Regions from separate parts of the Homo sapiens genome. Here regions 1 and 3 are each linked to region 2. A link is a contact called in ENCODE Hi-C or POLR2A ChIA-PET data. All regions are on one chromosome and are shown on one strand. The core of a region is the stretch at or near the end of the contact, and the rest is flanking DNA. Distances in the headings are between cores, read along the strand shown. Region 1 holds the start of TAPBPL (TAP binding protein like). Region 2 holds the start of LRRC23 (leucine rich repeat containing 23). Region 3 holds the start of PEX5 (peroxisomal biogenesis factor 5).

The links. Hi-C counts contacts between places; a loop is a spot of excess contacts on that map. ChIA-PET counts read pairs that join two places held with the same protein, here RNA polymerase II (POLR2A). Pooled maps may share reads with other maps.
Region 1: a pooled map shows a loop between it and region 2 (3-fold over the local background). The contact joins the promoter of TAPBPL here to the promoter of LRRC23 in region 2. A Hi-C loop is called at or near these places in 3 of 50 pooled maps. POLR2A ChIA-PET finds 5 or more read pairs at or near these places in 2 of 52 experiments (Caco-2 and OCI-LY7).
Region 3: a loop to region 2 is called in a map of CD8-positive, alpha-beta T cell, with 27 times the contacts of the local background. The contact joins the promoter of PEX5 here to the promoter of LRRC23 in region 2. A Hi-C loop is called at or near these places in 4 of 168 maps with a recorded cell type or tissue (CD4-positive, alpha-beta T cell, CD8-positive, alpha-beta T cell and naive thymus-derived CD4-positive, alpha-beta T cell), 6 of 37 single-sample maps with no recorded cell type and 15 of 50 pooled maps. POLR2A ChIA-PET finds 5 or more read pairs at or near these places in 1 of 52 experiments (activated B cell).

The regions. Positions count from the first base shown.
Region 1 is chr12:6,450,792-6,454,418 of GRCh38, reverse strand. It overlaps TAPBPL (TAP binding protein like), which reads right to left and starts at 2,377. Exons shown (of 7, transcript NM_018009.5): 1 at 2,107-2,377; 2 at 1,122-1,352; 3 at 703-972. The coding sequence starts at 2,170. CD27 (CD27 molecule) reads right to left here. Exons shown (of 6, transcript NM_001242.5): 5 at 3,405-3,524; 6 at 2,706-3,151. The coding sequence ends at 3,027. CD27-AS1 (CD27 antisense RNA 1) reads left to right here and starts at 2,902. Exons shown (of 6, transcript NR_015382.2): 1 at 2,902-3,627. RefSeq lists enhancers at 2,078-2,677, 3,108-3,267, 3,358-3,567.
Region 2 is chr12:6,901,612-6,906,071 of GRCh38, reverse strand. It overlaps LRRC23 (leucine rich repeat containing 23), which reads right to left and starts at 1,250. Exons shown (of 8, transcript NM_001135217.2): 1 at 997-1,250; 2 at 313-487; 3 at 118-227. The coding sequence starts at 438.
Region 3 is chr12:7,187,062-7,191,468 of GRCh38, reverse strand. It overlaps PEX5 (peroxisomal biogenesis factor 5), which reads right to left and starts at 1,783. Exons shown (of 16, transcript NM_001351132.2): 1 at 1,719-1,783; 2 at 945-1,107; 3 at 546-581; 4 at 111-243. The coding sequence starts at 1,091. RefSeq lists enhancers at 957-1,036, 494-1,209, 1,067-1,216, 1,210-1,926, 1,927-1,986 and 2 more and silencers at 1,407-1,816, 2,837-2,886.

The DNA.
Region 1 (3,627 bases), core at 1,128-3,627, 450 kb after region 2:
TCGGCTCACTGCAACCACCGTCTCTCAGGTTCAAGTGATTCTCCCGTCTCAGTCTCCTGAGTAGCTGGGATTACAGGCACCTGCCATCATGCCCGGCTAATTTCTGTATTTTAGTAGAGAGGGGGTTTCACCATGTTGGCCAGGCTGGTCTTGAACTCCTGACCTCAGGTGATCCACCTGCCTTGGCCTCCCAAAGTGCTGGGATTACAGGCATGGGCCTTCGCACCTGGCCTGACTCAGGGGTTTTTAGGAAGAAAGGACCAAGGCCTAGGGGTGCCCTGAGGTGACCAGTGTGGATGGAGGTGGATTTGTTCCCTTTCTTCTTCTGTGCCCCATATCTTACCACTTTAGAAAAGCAAAACTTTCTGTGACTTGCTTTTCTTTTCTTTTCTTTTTTTTTTTTGAGATGGAGTTTCGCTCTTGTTGCCCAGGCTGAAGTGCCATGGTGTGATCTCGGCTCACCGCAACCTCTGCCTTCCGGGTTCAAGCGATTCTCCTGCCTCAGCCTCCCTCGTAGCTGGGATTACAGGCACCCGCCACCATGCCCGGCTAATTTTGGTATTAGTAGAGACGGGGTTTCACCGTGTTGACCAGGCTGATCTCAAACTCCTGACCTCAGGTGATCCACCGACCTCGGTATCCCAAAATTCTGGAATTACAGGCGTGAGCCACCACACCTGGCCTTGCTTTTCATTTTCTTACCTGCAGTTCGCACAGTCCCCTGGGGGCTCAGTGGCAAGTTCAGCGTCGGGTGCCAGAGCGCCTCATTCTTGGTGACCCTGGGAGTCTTCATCACCAAGGAGATGCTAGGTCCCCCTCCAGAGACCTGCATGTTGGCCATGAACCAAGCTGCTGTCTTAACAGTGGTCTCTGTCATCTGGAGAAAGTAGCGGGAGATCTCACAGGTCACCTCCTTCCCACTGCAGTCAGCATGGAGCAAGGCCTCGGCCTGGGGAATCTGGACCAGGTCCACTGGGGAGAAGCAGGGCACACACAGAGGGCAAATTAGCGTGAGAACACCAGGGCCAACGGGAGGCAGTATGTGTGGCTGTAATCGGGACCTGGGCTGTCCTGGTGGAGGGAGCCCGGGAGGACCAAGGACACAGGTGGAAGGCTTTTACCTGAGGCCTCAAAGATAATAGGTGGGTCATCTTGGGCCAGTGTGCCCCCTTGGAAATCGGTGAAGTCCTCCAGGGAGCCATCGTCCAGCACTGGCACCTGCTTCAGCACAAGGGAGGCCCTTGCCCTGTCCTCACTGCTGGCGAGAGCTCCACGGTGCGCACCGTCCTTCGCCAGGAAGCAGTCTAGGACCACGTCCACTGCCCGCCACTGCCCCTCTGCTGGGTGGGGCTCTGCAGACAAAGGCTGGGGTGAGCACCGCCTTCCCCAGAAAGCTACTCCACACTTGCTTCCTGCCCCCGCCCTCAAGCTGTGGAGTCATCAAAGGGTAAAAGTTGCCATCCAAGATCCTAGCTGTTTCTGTGTCCCTCTATTCTCCCGTCATCCCCAAACCAGCTTTCTGGAGAGCACCTGCTAGTCCAGGCAAATACTTCTTGGTGAGAGTTAAAGTCCTGGATTTGCCTTGCTCAGAGGAGTTTATGCTTGCATTTCCAACTGTTGAATAAAAGACTATCTTTTCAGTCAAAGGAATTCTCAGAAAACAAGCAAGTGCCACCGCAGAGAGAGGAGACTGGACAGTTACTGTTGCTGGGGCACTGACAGCCTGCACTGCTTTCTCCCATTTCGGGTAGCCTTCCCCTCCCCCGCCTTCAAGGTCACCTTCCAAGTGATTTCCTCACCTGGGGAGTCCTTTCCTCTTCTGAAGTGTCAGCTCCCAGGCCAGTGCCCTCTCTGTAGGACAGTGGCTCCTGACCACAGCCACAGAGGCAGCCCCTCTTTAGCATTTTCCCTGTGGAGTCCCCACCCTCCCTCCACACACACTATTGGTTCCTTCCTTTGCCAGCCGCTGAGCCTTTCCCCTGTTGGGCTTAGAAGGCGATGGGGTCATCCCCGGCCCCTTTGCTCTTCTGGAATCTCGGGGAGGGTGGCACCCTGGGGCTTCAGTAGCTCTTCTCCCAGCCAGCTCTCCCCGACTCCCAGACTCACTGGTTTCTGCTGCTCCAGATAGAGCCAGGCAGAGCAGCAGGCACCAGCCCTCCTGTGTGCCCATGGAGGCTGCTCTCGAGTTCCCTCCTTGCCCACCGCCCTTCTCCACAGTCCTACGCTGCTTGCGAGGCCCGGCGGAAGAAGGGGGCTCTCCAAGCACACCTGGCAGCCTGCAGCCTTTAGGTTTCTTCCCTGTTCCCTCTGCTGCCGACTTTTCTTTCACTTTCACTTAGAGCAAGATGGCAGCCCGCGTCCCTGTGTGAAGCCGTCTGCAGCAGCTGCCAGAGCCCTGCTTGCTGTTTCCTTTCTCACCACCCACCTCACCCGGAAATCCCCTGGTGATTTCAAGACCTGACCTCTGCACCCTTTTGCTCCCCACCTGTCCCAAAAAAGTGGAGCTATAACTGTGGGAAAAGGGGATCTGAAGTCAGACACAGGATCCACAGTAGCCTGGGGACCTTTCTCACCCCCGCCCTTAAGCAGGCCCCAACATAACCGGCTGAGAAACCTCCTCTGCCAGATCCTGACCTGAGCCAGGAGGCGGCCAGGAAACTGGATTTTGGGACTGGGATTTCAGAGAGGAAGCTGGAGAGCTGCAGGGTGGTCATCTGTCACTTTATTTTGCCCGTCTTGTAGCATGTGGGTCTTTCGCAGCAGGAAGTGTGTTTTACAACCAGAGCCCCCGCCCTCCTGCAGCGCAGGCGCAGCTGGCTGGGCTCCTGCTTCCCACTCTCCACCTCATCCATATTTGTCCTCGTCCCTGCCAGTCTCGAAAAGGCACTCTGTCACGTGTACACAGGAAAGGGCCCTGACAAGAGGATGGGACTGCAGTTGTGGCTGCCAGGTCTCACTCTCCCTTGGATGGTCGGCGGGGTGGGGGTGGAGGCCAGGGCTGTAGTGCAGCTCCCGCAGGTGCTGGCTCAGGGGGAGCAGGCAGGCTCCGGTTTTCGGTAATCCTCCTGGATGGGGATGGTGCTGCCCTCCTCCTCCCTGGGGCAGCTGTAATGACAAGGCTCTGCAGGCTCCACAGGACTTTCTCCTTTGTCTGCAGAAGGAGATCCGATGAGTCTTGGCCAGCAGTGGGGGCAGGGGGAGACGGGAGAAGGAGATGGGTAGAGGCGGGTGCGCTTGGGGGAGGGGTGTCAGGAGCACGCCAGCTAAGGGGAGAGAAGGGGTAGGACCAAGGCTGGTGAAGTGGAGCTGGTGGGTTTCAGTGAGATTCCAGGCGTGGGCAGTGGGGTTGAGCCAGTGGGGTGTGGTGCAGGGGCAGGACCGGAGGCCTGTGTTCTGTCTCTTACTTGATCTATATTTCCTTCGTTGATGGAGGAACAGGGCCCCGGCCAGGGTGAAAACAAGGAACATTCCAGAGAAGATCACAAGGATGCGAATAAAATCGGAGCTGCACAGGGATCTTTGGGCTGTAATAGGAGGGGACACACAGGGGTTAGGGGAGGGTCTAGCCCTTGGCTCCCTCAGCCCAGCCCTCCTGTCACCTTGCCTCTCCCCTTTCCCCCACCTTAT
Region 2 (4,460 bases), core at 1-2,500:
TTTCCACTAGGCATGAGAAGAGTCAAACTCTCAACCAGAACACCCAGGAATGACAGTGGGAAAGGAGATAGGGGCCCTACAGTCTCACAGTCCTCATCTGGTCCCCCCAAAACGCACCTCTCTTTAACCTCCAGCTTGACATAAGCATGAGCCAGCCCATTGCCTGTCTTACAGAGCAGAGAAAGCCCTTCCTTCATCATGTCCTCCGTGAGGGGGGTGGGCAGCCACTGCAGGTAGAAGTGGAGTAAGGTGTCTCTCCCCTGCCCAACCCCCTCCTTCAGCCCTAGGACCCCTCCTTGTCCAGGCTCTCACTTCCTCAGGGAACTCTTCCCCCTCTTTTCTGTAGTCCTCCCCCTCCTCTGTCTCCTTCTCGTCCTCTTCTTTCTCAGAATCATCCTGGTCTGGCTCAGAGTCTTCTAGATCATCTTCATCTGACATCTTTCTTCCCTCCTGAAAGCTCTGGAGTCAGATAAGCTCAGTCCTCCTCCTGAAAAAGAAGGTCTCATCAGCTTCTGCCAGCCTTCAGCTCCTTCATCGTCATTGACACGTGCCACTCCCATCACCCCCATGACTTCTGACCCACCAACTCTAGGCTTCTTTCCTTATCCCTGTGAACATCTCATTTTGATTCTCAACTCCCACTTCACACTTTCCACTGAGGACCCCCTCCCTTCAGGATGTCACCCACACCCCCAGGCCTTTCCTGTCCTTCACAGTGACTCCAGCTCTCCTCCAGCAGCCGGGTGTCCCTATTTCCTGGGCTTCCCTCTCCCCCATTCTTCCCACCTCCCCCTTAAGCCATGCTCTCCAATCTTCCCTACCAATTCCTCCTCCTCTCCTCTCAGCTCCCATTGCGCCATCCGTAATCCCTGCTCCATTCATTTCTTCTACTTTTCCCTCCCCACTGGGCCAATTTCCTTGGGCCCTCTGGTACACCAGCCTAAAGCGCAGTCTCCAACCCTCCCACTCAATTCGCCTTAGCAAAGGGGCTCAGACCCTGTTTCTGCTCAATCAGAAGCAGTTCTGGAGAGGCCCTTGGTCCCGAGAGGGAAGGACTGTTTAGCAAGCGGGCGAGGGGAAGGAGGGGTTGTGTACTGCTGTTATGGCAACGGGGACGGGGCACTTGGCAACTGCAGCTCGCCACCGTTGAGAGTAGAGCGGCGACTACCTGATGCGCAAATCAGCCGGGGAGGGGATTGATCAGTAGTTGCCTGGTTACCACGCCACTTTCCCGTCCCGGGAACCCGGATGAGGCGCGGAAGGGGCGTTGGGCCGCTAATTGGCTGAGGACAAAAAGAAGTGGGCAGGGCTGAGAAGCGAGAAGAGAGGGGGCGGGGCTAGTCATTACGTCACCCAAGACCTTAAAGGGACCGGACATCTTCAATGCAAAAGTATTGTGAATTCAGGAAAAACTCGTCCTTCGAAGCAAAAAGGGCGGGGCTGCGAGGAAAAGCAAGAAACACCAAGATAAGGGGTCTTTTCCCCTTCCCCCTATAGTTTCTGCTCATTAGTTATTTTCAGGTAGACCTTTGGAAGGTGGCTTGGTGGAGCGGAAGGAGTCCAGACCCAGATACCTTAAGAACTGGGTTGGAGTCTTGGCAGATCTGCATTTGCTAGCTAAACGTACCCAAGACTCTTTGTTATCTGTAGAATTAGCTTAACTATATCAACTGACAGGGATCCAGTATGAGTTATCCTGGACTGGTTTGATGCAAACCTTTTAGTGGGTGGAAGGCAGAAAATTCAACATCTGCCCACTAAAATACTCCTGATCCAACGTTGTTATATCAGTAATCAACAGGAACTGGCATAGCCAAACCCAGGCACTCAGGCCTGTCTGACATGTTGAAGGAGATGAAAAAGATGTTGAGATGCAATAAATATTTCTGGAGAGTTTGTGCGAGACATTATGTCAAACATCTTTACAACTGATATTTAATCTCTGCAACAGTCCTGTAAGATAGACATTTGAAAGAAGAGGATACTGAGGCTCAGGGAGGTTAAGATGACACAATTCCTGCCTGGGGAAAGGGGGATGTTACCAATCTTGTTGTGGAATCTAATGTAAATGAAACAATGAGGTAACCAGGTAAGATGGCATGTGATTCATTGTTAAATTGTGCCCACAGACTTTATATAACGGCAAAGTGGTCTGGTGGAAGATGTGGTGGGCAAGAAATCAGGAAGTATTATATTACCTCCTGCCCAGGGCAGCTTGGAGGAATGTGGTTAATAGGCAAATCTGTTTACTTGGTGTCATGGAACCAGTAGGGACTTTAAAGTCAGAGACACCAGCTTCAAAACCCATCTCTACTACTTAATACCTGTGTGTCCTTCAGCAGGTTATGAAATCTTACTGAGGTCTAATTTCCACAGTCGTGAAATGGGGATTATTAAAACGTCCACCTGTAAGGATTGTTAAGGGATTAAAAGAGATAATGTGGGTAAATCGCCTTGCACTTAGTTGACCCTTAGTAAACATTTTCCTGCTCCTCCCCACCCCTGGCCTGTGTCCTTGGTACTGGGGTTGCTGTGAGGAAAAAGAAATAATAAATATGAACACTCTGAAGAGTGAGATGTGCTATACAAATGAAAGTTATTGTATTGTTGGAGTGTGGAGAAGGGAAAAATCCATGTGGTTTGATGTAGTCAAAAGAAATGGATATGAGTTTCCTTGGCCAAGAAGAAAGAGGAAGACACATTAGATGGGAAGAAAAGTTGTGATGTAAGGGTTAGGAAGGTGTCCTTGAACATACACTTTTGTTATTTTGTTTTTATTTTTGTTTTGAAATAGAGTTTCCCTCTGTCGCCCAGGATGGAGTGCGGTGGAGCAATCATAGCTCACTGCAACGTCCACCTCCTGGGCTCAAGCAGTCCTTCCGTCTCAGCCTCCTGGGTACCTGGGACTACAGGTGTGCGCCACCATGCCAAGTTAATTTTTTTGTATTTTTTGTAGAGACAAGGTTTTGCTATGTTGCCCAGGCTAGTCTCAAACTCCTGGGCTCAAGCAATCCGCCCGCCTCGGCCTTCCAAAGTGCTGGGATTATAGGCATGAGCCACTGCGCCCTGCCATGCTTTTGTTAAGCACTTAATCTGTCCCTGTGCTCCGGGACAGTAAAGCACAGAAGTCCTTATCTTTTATCTTCAAGAGGTGTACAGTTCAGTGACAAGATTAAGTACACAAGTAATTCAATATAATGAGACATGTTATAATAATCATACCCAACATTTATAGAGCTTTTACTAAGTGCTAGGGATCATTGTATAGTATATGCATATACATGATATCATATATTCGGGGCAGAGATTTCAGAGGCAGGAATCACCTGTGGTAATGCTTGGAGAAGAAAGAGCTCAATGCCTGTGCAAAGAAAGCAGGTGGTTCTGCTGGCTGGAACAGTAGGTGCAGTCGGGGGTTGGAATATGGTAGAAGCAGTAAACAGACTTGGATCACACTGAAGGATCTGGACTTTATCCTGAAAGCTGTGGGGAGCTATTGAAGGTTTTATTTCGTGTTTAGTTGGCAAGGACTGAAGTTACACTGTGTAATGAGAGCTAGATACTCCACAACATCCTTGATATTTTTCCCCCATCGGCTGGTCTAGATAGAGTCTCTTTCAATTATAAAAGTAATATTTAGGCTGGGCGTGGTGGCTCACGCCTGTAATCCCAGCATTTTGGGAGGCCTAGGCGGGTGGATCACCTGAGGTCAGGAGTTTGAGACCAGTCTGGCCAATATGGTGAAACCCCGTCTCTACATACAAAAAATTAGCTGGGGTGGTGGCTCGCACCTGTAATCCCAGCTACTCGGGAGGCTGAGACAGCAGAATCGCTTTAATACAGGAGGCCTAGGTTGCAGTGAGCTGAGATCGCGCCACTGCACTCCAGCCTGGGCAACAAGAGTGAAACTCCGTCTCAAAAAAAGAAAAAAAATTAGCCAGGCGTTGTGGCTTGTGCCTGTAGTTTCAGCTACTTGGGAGGCTGAGACACGAGAATCACTTGAACCCGGGAGGCAGAGGTTGCAGTGAGCCGAGATCACGCTACTGCACTCCAGCCTGGGCAACAGATCGAGACTCTGTCTAAAAAAAAAAAAAAGCCAGGCGCTTTGGCTCACACCTATCATCTCAGCACTCTGGGAGGCCAAGGTGGGCGGATCACCTGAGGTCAGGAGTTTAACACCAGCCTGGCCAACATGGCGAAACCCTGTCTCTACTGAAAATACAAAAATTCGCCGGGCGTGGTGGCGGGCGTTTGTTATCCCAGCTACTCCGGAGGCGGAGGCAGGAGAATCGCTTGAACCTGGGAGGCGGAGATTGCAGTGTGCTGACATCGCACCACTGCACTCCAGCCTGGGCAACAGAGTGAGACTCGGTCTCAAAAAAAAAGAAAAAAAGATTTTTAGATTAGTTTAGGGTTTTTTTCTTCTAATTATTCAATTCTAATATGTCTTGGGCTTCTTT
Region 3 (4,407 bases), core at 534-3,033, 280 kb before region 2:
TCTCCTTCTGCATCTCAGGTCCCCAATGCCAGCAGCATCCAATGGAACCCCCTTCCTTGGCCCTGGCTACATGGAAAACGATCTCCCCTCCCACTAGACTCTGGACTCACCTCTCTGGGGAGCCTGGCGGAAGTTTGACTGCTCAATCTGCTGCATCTCAGCCAGGAGGTCATCCATCTTGAAGGTCTGAGGGGCACGGGACACAAGGGGTGCATTCTGGTCCTGCAGGAATTCAGCCACCAACTGCCAGAAGGGAAATGATGAAATGAACCCATAGGCTTGGGAGGCCCCAGCAAGAGGCAGGACCCACTGGAGGGGGATCCCAATGTTAGATACAAGGAAAGGAAAACACAGAAACTGGAGACACATAAAGAGAAACTGTCTTTCCATAGATTTAGAAGGACGAAAAAATACATTTAAAAACAAGCAGGCATTCTCATTCGGTCAGGAAAGCCCAAAAATTGAAATACGGGTGAACTAAGTTTAAAGGTAAAAACACAGTGGGCAAGAGAAAAATGGGACAGAAAAGAGACTGGTCTATTTACCTCATCTTCAGAAGCTACTCCCAAAGGCTTGGAGGCCTAAGAGAGAAAGACAGAGATGTACAATGACGCAGTTCCTCTAAAATCAGGGGTTGATGAAGCCCATAGGCATCTGAGCCTCGGCTTCTTCATCTATAAAATGGTTGCATTTATTTAAAGGTGCACAGGGTTTTCTAGTGTTTATAAACGCTCAGTAAGTGGTAACTACTATGATTTGCAACACAATAGAGAAAGCAGTTATACCAAGATGTGCAAACAGCCCCTCCACCTCAGACCACCACCACCTGGGCTTTCCACCTCAAGAACACTCACTGCCTCAGAGGCTGCACCTGGGCTTTCCACCTCAAGAACACTCACTGCCTCAGAGGCTGCACCTGGGCTTTCCACCTCAAGAACACTCACTGCCTCAGAGGCCGGGGCTCCGGGGGGCCAGGGGCCAGGCCTCAATCCCTCCTGCCGAAGGGCCTTGTCCTGGGTGAAGTGCCCGGCGAGCTTCATGAGCGGGTTGGCACCCCCGCATTCGGCCTCCACCAGCTCCCGCATTGCCATGGTGACCGCCAGCTCTCTGATGGACACAGGAGGTTTGGAACTGAGGTACCCAAGCCAGACCCTTCTCACATCCACAACTCTGCCCGTATCTGAGGAAGGCACACAGGCGTCTGCCCCACACTGGCCGCCCTCCACCCCAGTGCTTTTGCTGCGACCCCCACCTCTGCCAGGAGTTCGAGGGAGGTCGGTACTCTCTCCTGCCGCCCCCCTCAAAGGCCACCGCTTCCAGCCTGCGCCTCTGCAGAGGCCTCCGCGACTACGGTCCCATGGGCTGGGGGCCAGCAGCTGCCTCCACAAAGGGGCCTGGACCCCGGGGGACCACGGGGACGCTTCAACAACCAGGCTGGACGGCGACACTGCCCGAAGAAGGGACAGTGGGAAAACAGCCCGACCATACCTAGCCCCGCGCAGCCCCAGCACGCGGTGAGCACGGCAGAGGAGCATTCCCTCCCCTTAAGTCACCGGAGCCCTTCCCCCGGCTCGGCCCGGTCCCTCCCGCGCTCCCCACCGCCCATCTCCCCGGCCCTGCTGCCGCTCCAGCCCCGCCCCTGGGACCCGCGAGGCCACCGCAAGGGTGGGGAGGGCCCAGGGACGCGGCCCCGGGCCCCCTCGGGGTCAGGCGCTCACCGCGGAGCGCCGCGCCGCACGACCCGCCGGGGCACCAGGTGCTGGCTTGGGGGAGGGGAGAAGAGGGGGCGGGGAGCCAGGGGGCGGGGCTCAGGCTTAAAGGGGCCGTGACCGCCCCGCAGCGGCCCAGGCCCAGCGGAAGCTGTCTGAAAAGGCGGGGCCTTAAGACTGCGACGCAGCCTGACGGGAAGAGCCGTGAGTCTTAAAGGGGAAGAGCACCTTAGAGAGCGGGTCTTGGAGAGTCGCCTTTAGGAGCGCTCGAAAAGGCCACGGGCCCTAGGATTTGTTTGACGGAAAGCTCAAAGAAGAGTGGAGCTAAGAAGGGCTTCCCAGGCTCTGGGGGAAAGCCGAAGACGCGAGATCCTAGGCTCAGTCGATCCTGCCTCTTCCCTTGGGCGCATTGTGACCTAAGGGGATTCAGTGCCCTTTCTGAGCCTCAGTTTTCCCCTCTAAAATGGGGCTGGCTAATGTTCCCAAGCCCAAGAAAGAGAAAAGCCCTAACACCAGGGGCTGGGGAGTCCAGTCCGAAGCCTTCTTCAGCCTCCTAGGCCTGCCCCGCTTCCAAATAACCCCTAGCGGGGTAGCGTCACTGTCTCCATGGAGACAGGGGCCCGCCCCCGCCTTAATCCCTCTCCACCTCTGCATAATGGGGAAAATAGCACTGCATGATGACAAATTCCGGAGACCAAAATAGGGTCCAACGCATCCTGAGACCTCGAGCTGGTAACGTACAGGGAAGGTGAACAGTGAGTCAGCCCTTCCTTCCGCTAAGTCAACATAGTGGCCTTATTCCCATCACTCCAGGCTGGGAAAGGACAAACATACAAGAAATGCTTTTAATCACGGAATAAGACTAAGCCTCAAGCCCCCTCATCTGCCAAAGAGTGTGCTCTGCTGTCAAACCTCAAAGTCATTGAGAAACAAACCCTGATAATCTCACCCAGCTTCAAGACCAAGGGAGTCCTAGTGTCATGGAGAAGAGCAAGGAGGGGCCCAGGGCTGCCGGTAAATGACCAAGGGCAATAATGCCAGACGAACAGAAGTACCATCCCAGCCCAGGGTGCATGAGCGGAGGCAGGCAGGCAGCAGGTGGCGCCATGGGCCGGGCTTGTTTCCTGGCTGTTCTGCAGATTTCAGAGGTGGAGGCCTCAGGGGGCCACAGGGAATGTCTGTGTAAACTCATCCCTGGGAAGACAGAGAAGCTGCTCTGACACCTCAGGGGAACAGAATGGCAGGGGACAGACCATAAGACTGTGCAACATTTCTCCTTTTCCTTGCCTTTTCGCCCTCTTTCAGAGGCCCCACTTCTACACCCCGTTTTCTTCCGGAGCACACAAATCCCAGCCCTTGGGCGTCCCCTGTTCTCAGGCTGCCATCGTGAGGAAAATACCTGATAAACTAAACCACACAAGGATGAAGAGATGCCCTCCAGAAGGTGCATACTTTTAAAAAGAGGACCCCCTAGAGAGAGCAATGTTTAAAGGAACCCATCTGATACAGTAGAATTTCAGAACCTCAAGGCAACCAGAGTTTCCCAGTACCACTTAAACATCACAACACACATAACCTTCTGCTCTGCTAGGAGTTTATCAACTGATTAGCCGTAACTCACTTTGTGTGCAGATCTTGGAAGAATGCTAATAATAATAACTGATGTTTACTAAAATCCAGGTGTTGTGTAAAACACTTTATGTATCTCAATGTTTTTAATCTTCTTAATACCCCTATTAAATAGATATTAGTAGACCCACTTTACAGATAAGACTTGTGCAAAATCAGATGGCTAGGAAGTCAAAATTTAATCCAGGCATAACTCTAGGCACCTACTTCCCAGTCTTAGAGAAGACTTACTGATAAACCATGGAGATCTTTGATCTCCTAGGCCATAGAATCATTCACAGAACTTGGTCCACAGTCCCAGCCAGAGGTGCTGGGAAAGGGCTAATAGAGTGACTTTGGTGTTTAATATTTAATTTACTGAAGCTCTAGATTTGAAACCCTAGATTTTGTTAATCCAGGTTCAACTTTAAATTCTTGTTCTATTCATAAAAGTAGTAATTTTTATAAAATAAAAATAATTTTTACTTATTCTTTAATGTTTGACGAATTCAAGTTCAATAGATGTTTAGACACACATTGCATTGACTGTGTGCCAGGCATTGTTTCAAGCACTTTTCAACTATTGATTTATTTAATCCTCCTAATAGTTATTAATAATAACTATTATCCCCCATTTTACAAAAGAGGAAACTGAGGCACAGAGAAGTTGAGTGACTTGCACAAGGTCATACTAATAAATAGCAGAGCTGGGATTTGAACCCAGACCACGGTCACCAAACTGTAAAGGGCTCAATGGTCAATATTTTTGGCTTTGTAGTCCATGCAGTCTCTGTCACAGTGACTCAACCCTGCTGTTGGAGCACAAAAGCAGACATAGGCCACACCTAAACAAATGAGCATGGCTGTATTCCAGTAATGCTTTTTATGGGGACTGAAATGTGAATTTTATATAATTTTCATGTTACAAAATATTCTTCTTCTTTTGATGTTTTTCCAACTATTTAAAAATGTCAAATACTTATTTGTTTTGAGACAGTCTTGTTCTGTCACCCAGGCCGGCATGCAGTGGCGCAATCTCGGCTCACTACAACCTCTACCTCCTAGGTTCAAGTGATTCTCCTGCCTCAGC